Regions from separate parts of the Homo sapiens genome. Here region 2 is linked to region 1. The links are chromatin loops, found by intact Hi-C in ENCODE. Cell type or tissue: IMR-90. All regions are shown on one strand. Each heading gives the region's core, and the rest is flanking DNA. Links, peaks and the distances in the headings are about the cores only.

The links. A loop is a pair of places that touch in the nucleus more often than their neighbours do. Peaks named below come from ENCODE experiments on the same cell type or tissue, not always from the same donor. Only the 100,000 strongest peaks of a DNase experiment are listed, where the experiment ranks them.
Region 2: it touches region 1 in a loop (2.8-fold over the local background); 13 of 110 quality-filtered maps call a loop at or near these places.

The regions. Positions count from the first base shown.
Region 1 is chr2:170,219,626-170,225,011 of GRCh38, reverse strand. The region is part of intron 6 of MYO3B (myosin IIIB); the gene reads right to left. Among named protein-coding and RNA genes, the nearest start is that of MYO3B, 44 kb to the right of the region's middle. RefSeq lists enhancers at 2,724-3,224, 2,820-4,019. In IMR-90, for the core only: no CTCF peak of the experiment used is centred there; a DNase peak (open chromatin) is centred at 3,161; H3K4me3 peaks cover 331 bases; H3K27ac peaks cover 2,048 bases.
Region 2 is chr2:169,930,385-169,935,770 of GRCh38, reverse strand. It overlaps UBR3 (ubiquitin protein ligase E3 component n-recognin 3), which reads right to left. Exons shown (of 39, transcript NM_172070.4): 19 at 2,763-2,859. Among named protein-coding and RNA genes, the nearest start is that of UBR3, 110 kb to the right of the region's middle. In IMR-90, for the core only: a CTCF peak has its summit at 2,454; no DNase peak of the experiment used is centred there.

The DNA.
Region 1 (5,386 bases), core at 253-5,252:
AATATCTCATTTGTCATCTCTAGCCCTGGCAATGCCAAAGGAAATAGCATTATCGTATCATTTACTAGGAATGGCATAATTAACAAAGGCAAGAGTGGCTGCAAAAAGCTTGCGATATTTCTGCATTAGTGTAAGCTAGTTGTTATGGCAACCGTCCCTTGTCAACGACCCTTTGCCAGGCAGAGAGAGACCCATTTTTGGAGCCGTCACAGCACATCTGTTTCTCTGCTCAGCTGATTAGCTCTTGTTTGCAACAATGAGCAGATGGAAGTAAAGAGGGGGAGAATTTTCTGAAAAGAAGCAAATGTTTATTTTATCCACAAGTCTGTTTTCCAGTACAGAAACAGACCGTTAGCTGTTTTAGGAAGATGCTGCATATACTAGATCCTTAATGCATGGCGGAATTGCAAAGTGTAGTCAACCTATAAATTATAGGTGATAGGTCCTTCATGTGCATCTTTTAAAATGATGTCTCACACTCCAATTTCAGAGTATACTTCCACTATATCTCTGCGTGTCTTTGTTATATGAGCTGGTGTCTCAGTTAGCTGGTACACATTTTCCACAATGAATATCCCATATGAACACACTGTAAAGTGAGAGTACAAGTATCCTTTCCCTGCCTTGGTTTCTTCATCTGCAAAATGGGACTTGCATTCCCATGCTCTCTGAAAAGCCAAACAGCTTCAATATTTACTAGGTATGTGAATTTGGGCTCGATTCCTCCTATAGCTCTTTAAGCCTCACTTTCCTCAGTGATCAAATGGAGAAAATAACATCCACTATTGAGAGCTGTTGTGAAAATGAAATAAAATATTTTAAAAGCCCCTATCATAGTCCCTGGTATAGAGTCAGTCCTCAGTAAGTGAAAGTTTCCTTCCCACTATGCCTCTGCTTAGCAAGTGCAATGTTCAAAATATCTGACAATCAGGTGGCATGTGGCACTGGCCATCCCTGCTTGTCAAACAGACCTTTCCCCCCATAGTTACTGGATCATCAGGTCAGAAATGTCCCAGGGTAAAAGACAGGGCACCTCTGGTGGCTGAGGAGCACTCAAGGGGCTCTGGATGGCAGCCATTTACCATCCAGAATGAATAGTTTAATATCTTAACAACCAGCCTGGCCACACAGTGTACATCAGCTAAATATAAGCCATTATTTTCAAAGTCTACTGGTGTCCTCAATAAAAACGATAATGACAACATTGGTTCTTTCTCTTGGGTTTCAGTCACTTACAAACACTGAGTTTAATTCTTTGCTATATGTGATGGTAGAAAAAGTTTTTTAGGTATCAACTACCCCTAACCCCCTGCCATTACCATTAATCAACATAAACTAGGCTTGTATCCCTTTTGCTATAGGCCAGGATATTACCTGGCATGTGTTTGATATAAAAATTGGTTGAGCAATATTAACAGCGGACACGGGTTACATTGGAAATCCCTTAGTTGAATAAGTCACAAAATATGGATTCCAGTCACCATTACCCACCTACCCACTCTGTGTCTATGGACACTTGGCCTGACAAAGCCTTAGATTCTTTATCTACAACATCAATGTAATCATGCCCGAGTGGCACTCTCACAGGTAGATGACAGTGTTTTTAAAATACTATTTGTAAAAATTCTACGCAAATGTGGGATACTATTATTCATATTACTTACTATAAGAAATTGGCTGTCAGGAGATAGTGGAGGAGAAAAGAGATAATAAACATGGCTAATAGGAAGACTGTGTTGTTTTTGTGAGTTTTTTTAAGTGCATAAAATGCAGGCTAAAGTTTTAGGTCAGGAGACCAGAGAGGCTTAATCAGGTAAAGAGAAGGTTCAAGGAAGTGACTATGAGCTGGCCAAACATCTCAGGAGATAATAATAATTTTAAAAATGCTTTGCCTGAGAGTAGGTAGGAGAGAACAAAAGTCTGGGGGTGTTGGGCGCCCACACAGGAAGGCAATTTGGTATGCTTTGTACCTTCAGAAAGAACCACGTTTGCCTCAAACACCAAAGGCTGAGAGAGTGCAGACAGTCTATGTGTGTGGTGTGTGTGGAGTAGGGGAGGTGGTTGTGTATGTGTGTGTAAACAGGCAAAGCTGAGCCTCTCACTATGCTAGCATCTATAACCTGCAGCCCTGCAGGTTCTAAATAGTTGACTAATTACCTTGGAAACTTGAATGATTTAATACAAAGGAAGGGTGCTAAATATTAGTATTTGGGAGCTTGTTATTGGTTGAACTGTGTCCTCCAAAAAAAAGATACATTTAAGTCCTAGCCCCCAGAATCTCAGAACGTGAACTTATTTGGAAATAGGGTCACTGTATATACAATTAGTTGAATTCAGATGAGGTCATACTGGAGTAGGGTGGGCCTCTAATCCGACGGGACTGGTGTTCTTATAAGAAGTCATGGACATGTGAAGACACACAGAGAAAATACCACGGCACTACAAAGGCAGAGACTGGAGTTACGCAGCTTGCAAGCCAGGGAACACCAAAGATCACCAGCAAACCTCCAGTAGCTGGGAAGAGACAAAGCAAGATCCCTCCCCTAGAGGCTTCAGAGGAAGCCTGCTGGCATCTTGGTTTCAGATTTCTAGCCTCCAGAAGTGTGAGATAATATATTTCTGTTGTTTAAAGCTACCCAGTTTGTACTACTTGATTACAGCAGACCGGGAAAATAAATATAGGGTGGAAAAGTCTTCAACCCCAAGAGAGGAGGAAAACCCACTTTAACTTCTCGCTGTTTGGTTGCACCATGAGTGCCTTCACCTGTGGCTATTGGCATGTTGGAGCCACTACTGCCCCTCAGATATTCACAGGCACTGTTGTCATAACTGCCCTAAAGTCAGTCCCAGAACAATGAAGCCATGCAGCTTGCAGCAGTCATAGCCAGGGAGATTTAAAAATCGGAAGTTTTCATGACTCTATTATTATGAGCTGCTAAATCAACAAACTCCGGAACAAACTACCTCTGATCTTATTATACGAGAAACTTAATTATCTATTGTTCAAGTTATTTTGCTCATGATAATCTCCTAAATAGTCTCCATGTGAAATTTTTCTTTCTCTCTTAAGATAATCTTTCCTGTAGTCACAGTATGCTACTCACATACAGTGTGTTTAGTTTATAAAAAATTGTTCTGATCTTAAGCCAGGCATGTTGGGGCATGCCCTGTAGTCCCAGCTACTCGGGAGGCTGAAGCAGAAGGAATGCTTGAGCTTAGGAGTTGGAGACCAGCCTGGGCAACATGGTAAGACCCCATCTTTTAAAAAAAAATTCTACTGATCTTGACTTTTAGATTAACCCTTTTATTATGCCAAGCAATTTATTTCCCCAGTAGTATTGTTTCAAAGTTCTAATACACTAAGGGCATCCCACAGAACTCTTCTCCTACACTGCTGAGTTGATACTACTCTGCCAGTATCTTTCAACTTTAGTAGTGTCCAAATGAGGTAGTAAGAGAAAATGAGTAGGGAGTATTGACAATATGATAGTCATTTCATGCTGCAGCTTTGAGGTGCCCCAGTGAACTGTGTGTCTTGACTGCTCATCAACATTTGATTGTACTGTGGTCACATTCCATTAGCTACCCGGTTTGTAGAATAGCTACCTGAATTAAATATTACACTTACTCAAGCTTGTGGAATAAAAATGGAAATAAAAAAGGGAAAAAACAATTTGGTTCAATTCCTCAAAAATAAAATAGGATCAAGGATCTCTCAGCTGCATTTTAAAAATAAAGCACAAGTCATCTGCAATGCTCTTATTCCACTGGCATTGGTATTGCGTGCATTGTCGTATTTAATCTAAAGACCACTTATTCATACAAGCAGAAGTGAAAGCATATCAGGATCAATATACCACACAGGCCATCATATGAAGACAGTGTTAATTTGAACCATTACTGATTATACTTTCAAGGACTGTTCTTGACCCAAAGCATTGCTCAGATGGACAATATAAATGCTTGTTGAATTGAATTGAAAAATGGAAGGTTGTTCTTGTGGACATTCCTATGGAGGATTATGGCGCAAAAAGAGACTTTGTTGGAAAAAATGCTTCTCCATTTAGAAAATAAAAATGTGAGAATAGTGCAGGCCTGATTCCCAAGAGCTACAGCCTGGGTCCCAGAGCATACTGGACACAATCACACATCCTGAGAGAATCCTGCACTTGAACAGTCAGACATTCACTCCTGCAACGTGCTGTCAAGGTGTCCATACCTTAAACTGCTTACTTTTCAATTGATCCACTGCAACAGGCAGGATGCAGTGCTGGCTTTTCCCAGCTAACAGGGGAACCACTTCCAGGGAATCTGAGCAAAAAGCTCACCATAAACTGTCCCCTACAGAAACACTCCATTTTTTTTTTTTTTTTTTTTTTTTTTGAGACGGAATCTGGCTCTGTCGCCCAGGCTGGAGTGCAGTGGTGCAATCTTGGCTCACTGCAAGCTCTGCCTCCCGGGTTCACGCCACTCTCCTGCCTCAGCCTCCCGAGTAGCTGGGACTACAGGCCCCTGCCATCCTGCCAGGCTAATTTTTGTATTTTTAGTAGAGATGGGGTTTCACCGTGTTAGCCAGGATGGTCTCGATCTCCTGACCTTGTGATTCGCCTGCCTCCGCCTTCCAAAGTGCTGGGATTACAGGCGTGAGCCACCGCTCCCGGTCAACACTCCACATATTTTATTCAATCCAGTTAAAGTTGGAAAGTCAGAAACACCTCTTTTTTGATTGTTTTGTTTTGTTTTGTTTTGTTTTTGAGACGGAGTCTCACTCTGTCTCCCAGGCTGGAGTGCAGTGGCACAATCTCGGCTCACTGCAAGCTCCGCCTTCCGGGTTCACGCCATTCTTCTTGCTCAGCCTCCTGAGTAGCTGGGACTACAGGCACCCGCCACCATGCCCAGCTAATTTTTTGTATTTTTAGTAGAGACAGGGTTTCACTGTGTTAGCCAGGATGGTCTCGATCTCCTGACCTCGTGATCTGCCCACCTTGGCCTCCCAAAGTGCTGGGATTACAGGTATGAGCCACCACACCCGGCCACAAACACCTCTTAATAAATGTACAAAGCCATTTATACATAAATGTACAAAGCCAAGAAAATGCTTCTCTTAATTATATTTTGTGATTTTGAAAATACCAATTTGCTCTAGAGTAGAACAGGAATACCATCTTCCGTGTTATATCACCCCAAATATTAGTTGAGTGACCTTAGTTATGCTTTCCTTTCAGAACAGATCTAAATCTACAGACAAATTTGCTAATATCAATAGTTGTGAAGCCGTCCTCAAACTGTCCTGCAAGTGCATCTTATCCCTTTGGCTTTCTTACAGATGGATGCATTCATTCATTCAACAGATTTTTTTTTTTTTTGAGAGACAGAGTCTAACTCT
Region 2 (5,386 bases), core at 314-5,313, 290 kb after region 1:
TGCAAATGAAATGCTACATGACAGAAAAAAATTATTTAAGTGACTCAAACCAACACGTAATTATTGACTAGTTTGAGACAAAAATGATATATATAAACTCATACATCATACTTTCAAACATGGGGCAGCAGCCATTAACCTTCAAGATGGGAGACAGGAGGCAACAGAAATATAAGAAATTACATATTTTAAAAAATGTACTTTACAGTTGAATTTAAAACAGATGCTTTATGAAATCATTTCTATCTTTGGAAATGGCCTAGCTCATAGTTCTAACAACACTGCCACTGTCAGACATATTTCACTGGGCACAATGGCTCACATCTATAATCCTAGCACTATGGGCGGCTGAGACAGGAAGATCACTTGAGACTAAGAGTTCAACACCAGCCTGCGCAATATAGCAAGAACCCACCTCTACAAAACACTTTTAAACAATTAGCCAGGCATGGTGGTGTGCACCTGTAGTCCTAGCTACTCAGGGGGGTAAGATGGGAAGATCACTTGAGTCCAGAAGTTGGAGGCTGCAGTGGGCTATGATCACGCCACTGCACTCCAGCCTGGGTGACAAAGTGAGACCTTGTCTCAAAAACAAACAAACAAAAAACAGACATATTTTCACTGAGCTTTTCTGAGCCACAATGTCTTCATATATAAAATATAACACTGAAATGAATGGATGGTTTTCCAACTGCTGGTTTGCTTTGTTGTTGTTGTATTGTTTTTGTTTTCTTTTTAAGAGTTGAATGCCCACTCAGGGGTATTTGGAAGGGAGTGAGGGAAGCAGGATGAGCCACTTTCACTCGCTTAAGCCTCTTCTTGCTGTTGCCCAACTCTGTCTTCCAGTGATGGCCCACAAGACGCTTTTATAAAACCTGGACTAGATCTTAAAGGCCTTTTCCAGCAATAAGAGCCTAAAATTCTAAGCATCTAAGCATCACATAAAGCAAACGGCTTACTTTCACTTAAACTCTCAGCACAAAAACTGAAAGAAATCTACTTTTCATTCGTTTAACAAATATTTACTGATTGCCTTTAAAGTGCCTGGCACAGAGCTAAATTGTGAGAACACAAAAGTTTAAATTTATCTGACCATTTTTCATTTTAGTTTGCAAGATGACCTCCAAAAGGCCTGCTTACAAATAAGAAAAGATCCCTCCCAGTATAATCAGTTAAGCCACTTTTTGTCCCTTAAAATTAAAAAGCAGATGAAAATGATCAATAGCAAACAAATCGGCCAGGCACGGTGGCTCATGTGTGTAATCCCAACACTTTGGGAGGCCGAGGCAGAGCATTCAATAAATATGTACTGTTAAATAAAATTTCCCATTTAAAATTGATTACATTATTTAATGATTCCTTCAAAGCTTTGAAAGTTTCAGCCCAATCTCAGTACAAATTTCTAGTAACTACAAAGTAAAAGAGAATAAAATTTACTTAATTCTTATACATTCAAAACAACTAACCATCATCACTACCCTGAAAAAAAGGCAGAGCCATTTAAGACTGGTGTTTATGAAGTCTCAATAAGGTTTTCCATGCAAATGCTTCTTCCCAATTTTCTTCATTTTTCAATTTTTCAACAGGAATTACTCAAATTTATTTATTCAACAAATATATTATGAATACCTACTAAGTGCCAGAATTGAGATAAGTATTAAAGATGTAGACGAGATACAGAGATAAAAATATATTCCCTCAAGGAGCTAAGAGTTAAGTAAAAGACTACAAGCAAGTACATTTTTACAAAACTATATGAAAAGCAGAAAAAGAGGGAGTTAAGAAACCAGAGAAAGAGAACCTCAGTCTAATTTCTCCAAGGGTTTAGAGAAACGGAGAGAGAGATGCCGATGGCTGAACTGGGTTGTTGTTGTTGTTGTTGTTGTTGTTATTGATTTAAAGATCGTTTTGGTTTTGTTTGGGGGAGGAAGTGAATTAAAATTCCACATTAAAAATTTTCTTCAGATATTTGTCTGTGATAGATATTTCTATTACTGCAAAGTCTTGGCAAAAGAGAAGTTTCACTTTGATAGTTATCTGGATAAGTACTAATACTTTCTCAAAATCAAGGACATTTGCATCATTTAAACTTGCTTTTTAAATGTTTAACTTTAGCTGTAGGAAAGCACAAGTAAAAGATGATATCTTGTGATATTTGGCAATATAATATTAACTATTAAGGTTTAAAAAGAGGTGAAATAATACATTTACAATGGTCTACAATTTACAATAACATACAAAATTGAATTCTGCATTTAAAAGATATCTTTCAAAATTTTTGTCTTCTGCAGTCATCAATACCGTAAACTATTTTGTTAAATATTTACAAGTAAAATTAATTTTGCTTTGGCTATTTTCCCAGTTGTCATGAACACAGAAATATGTTCACTTATTACAGACACCCGTCACCATCTCTGATGTCAGAGAATTCTATTCTCTTAACTTGTGCCTCCCCTACTGGTTCAAAAGTAGAACAACACAAAACCAAGCCTTTAATTCCACTGATGGAACAGCAACTAAATAAGTTTCTGTTTTTTAATTTAGTGATCATGTTCTAAATTTATCAGATTAACATCAAATTTTGGATAAAGATCTTAACATAAATCTCCACCAGATTATTTTTTAAACCTTAAATTATTATTTTCACCTTTAAAGAATGAAAGTATACTTTAATGAGAGCATATCATATCTGTGTTATCACTGAAATTTTTCCATATAAATATAAAATACTGTTATGATGCTAATCAATTTGATGGACTTACAATGCAGTATATCTGTCCATTGCAGACTGCACATCTCTACGGTAAACTGTTCGAAGAATGACCATGACGGGGTCAAACTCTTGATCCCAGACTTCAGCTATTATTCAAAAGAAAGTAGAAACATTGACTTCTCAGAAATAAAATCAATATTTATTGACTTATTACATTTGTTAAGTATATTTTACATTTAAAACACAGAACAATTTAATCTGATTATAGTATTTGCCTTAAGAAGCTTGATGCCATGATTACTTTTCTAAGTCAAAAATCACAATTTCATCATCAGGAATGTTCTCTTGAGTTCAGCAAGCACTAAAGAACAAAAGTTTTGTAATACAACAATGCCTCACCAGAAAAGTTTACTTCATTGTTGTTGTTGTTGTTTGTAAGGTGCCAATTAGAAAGAAACACAGCAGGTTAGGATCTCTGAGAGTATTTAAAGTTAAGCAGGGCATGATGCCTTACACCTCTAGTCCCAACTACTTGGGAGGCTTAGGCAGGAGGCTCACCTGAACCCAGGAGTTTGAGACCAGCCCAGGCAACAAAGACAGACCTCATTTCCCAAAAAAAGTATTAAACAAAAAAAGTACTTAAAAGTAAAAACATGAAAACTAGATTTAAAGATTAATGAGGCTGGACACGGTGGCTCATGCCTGTAATCCCAGCACTTTGGGCAGCTGAGGTGGGCAGATCACTTGAGGTCAGTAGTTTGAGACAAGCCTGGCCATCATGGTGAAACCCCGTCTCTACTAAAAATACAAAAATTAACCAGGCGTGGTGGCGCACACCTGTAATCCCAGCTACTCGGGTGGCTGAGGCAGGAGAAACACTTGAACCCAGGAGGCGAAGGTTGCAGTGAGCCAAGATCACGCCACTGCACACCAGCCTGGGCAACAGAGTGAGACTCAGTCTCCAAGAAAAAAAAAAAAAAATTAATGAGCTATTGATTTTGAAGAGACCCACTTTATAAGTCTTTTTTGTTTATAAAAGATTTTCTGCTCCTTTGCTAAAACTGATAATTTGTCTTCTTACCTTCTGCATAATTAGGAACCACTATCTTGTGTGTGGAATGTGTACAACTGATGGTTCACAAGATGATTTTAAGTATTAAGTATATAAAGCTTTTCATTTTAATAATTATGTAATTATTTTTAATGTGTATAATGTATATTAGAAAATTGTAACTTGCAAATAAAATTCATGACACCTCACTAATAATCACGCTTAGGAAGAGGCAAGGTTTTTTTTAAGTTAACTCATTTTAAAAAATAGTGAAATACTAAGTATATTTCAGTAGAGAGGCTATTTAGATGTGGCAAAAATCTAAAGGATAAACTGAGATAATAATTTTAGAAACCACCGCCTTAAGAGTATCTCCTTAATAGATTTTTTTCTCTCATTCTCTCTAGCAAAATTCTTAACATTTGAAAACATGGTAAGAAGCTTAAGCTTCTCCCTAACCATCCACTATAATTACAACCTTCTAGCACAAGACACTGTTAACCATTGTTAACCACTGTCCCTAGTTTCATGTAACAAGCTATTCATCTTAAAGTATCAGAAGTATGACTTAAAATTCTGAAGACAGTCCTTCACAAAGATCTTTATTAGTATTTCTAGAATCATTTATCGTCCTTTTTTTTTTTTTTTTTTTTTTTAAGACAGATTCTCGCTCTGTCACCCAGGCTGGAGTACAGTGGCGCGATCTCGGCTCACTGCAAGCTCCGCCTCCCAGGTTCACGCCATTCTCCTGCCTCAGCCTCCTGAGTTGCTGGGACTACAGGTGCCCGCCACCAAGCCCGGCTAATTTTTTGTATTTTTAGTAGAGACAGGGTTTCACCATGTTAGCCAGGATGGTCTCAATCTCCTGACCTCGTGATCCACCCACCTTGGCCTCCCAAAGTGCTGGGATTACAGGCGTGAGCCACTGCGCCCGGCCTTGATCGTCCTTCTCTTTAAAGTCTATTATTTTGCATAATTAACATGCCAAAGCTTTTATCAGAATTGCACAACCTTAGCAATGGAAGAAAACTTCAGTGATTAATTAGTCCAGTGGGCTTCAAACAGTGTTCCATGGAGCTGAATTACCACAGATGTATAACAGGGGCCACTTTAGGAGCAAGTAGATAGCAGGACAGAGAAGAAGCTAGGTTCACTACCCACACCCACTTTAACAGGAGTAAGCCAGCTTTTGTTGGTTTTATATTAATATGACAAATTCACTTAAGGCTTAGTCCCCGAAACCAGAGGCTTGTTTCAACCACTTTTAAAAGTTTAAAAACTTATTTTACAGATAAGAAGCCAAATCCAAAGATAAAAAAACTGGCTAGGCATGGCGGTTCACACCTGCAATCCCAGCACTTTAGGAGGCTGAGGCAGGAGGATTGCTTAAGCCCAACAGTCGAGACCAGCCTGGGCAACACAGCAAGGCCCTGTCTCTACAAAACACATGAAAATTAGCCAGCATGGTGGTGGGTGTCTATGGTCCCAGCTACTGGGGAAGCTGAGGTGGCAGGACCACTTGAGCCCAGTAGGTCAAGGGTGCAGTGAGCTATGATGGCGCCACTGCACTCCAGCCTGAGCGACAAAGTGAGGCTCTGTCTCCAAAAAAATAACAAAAAAAA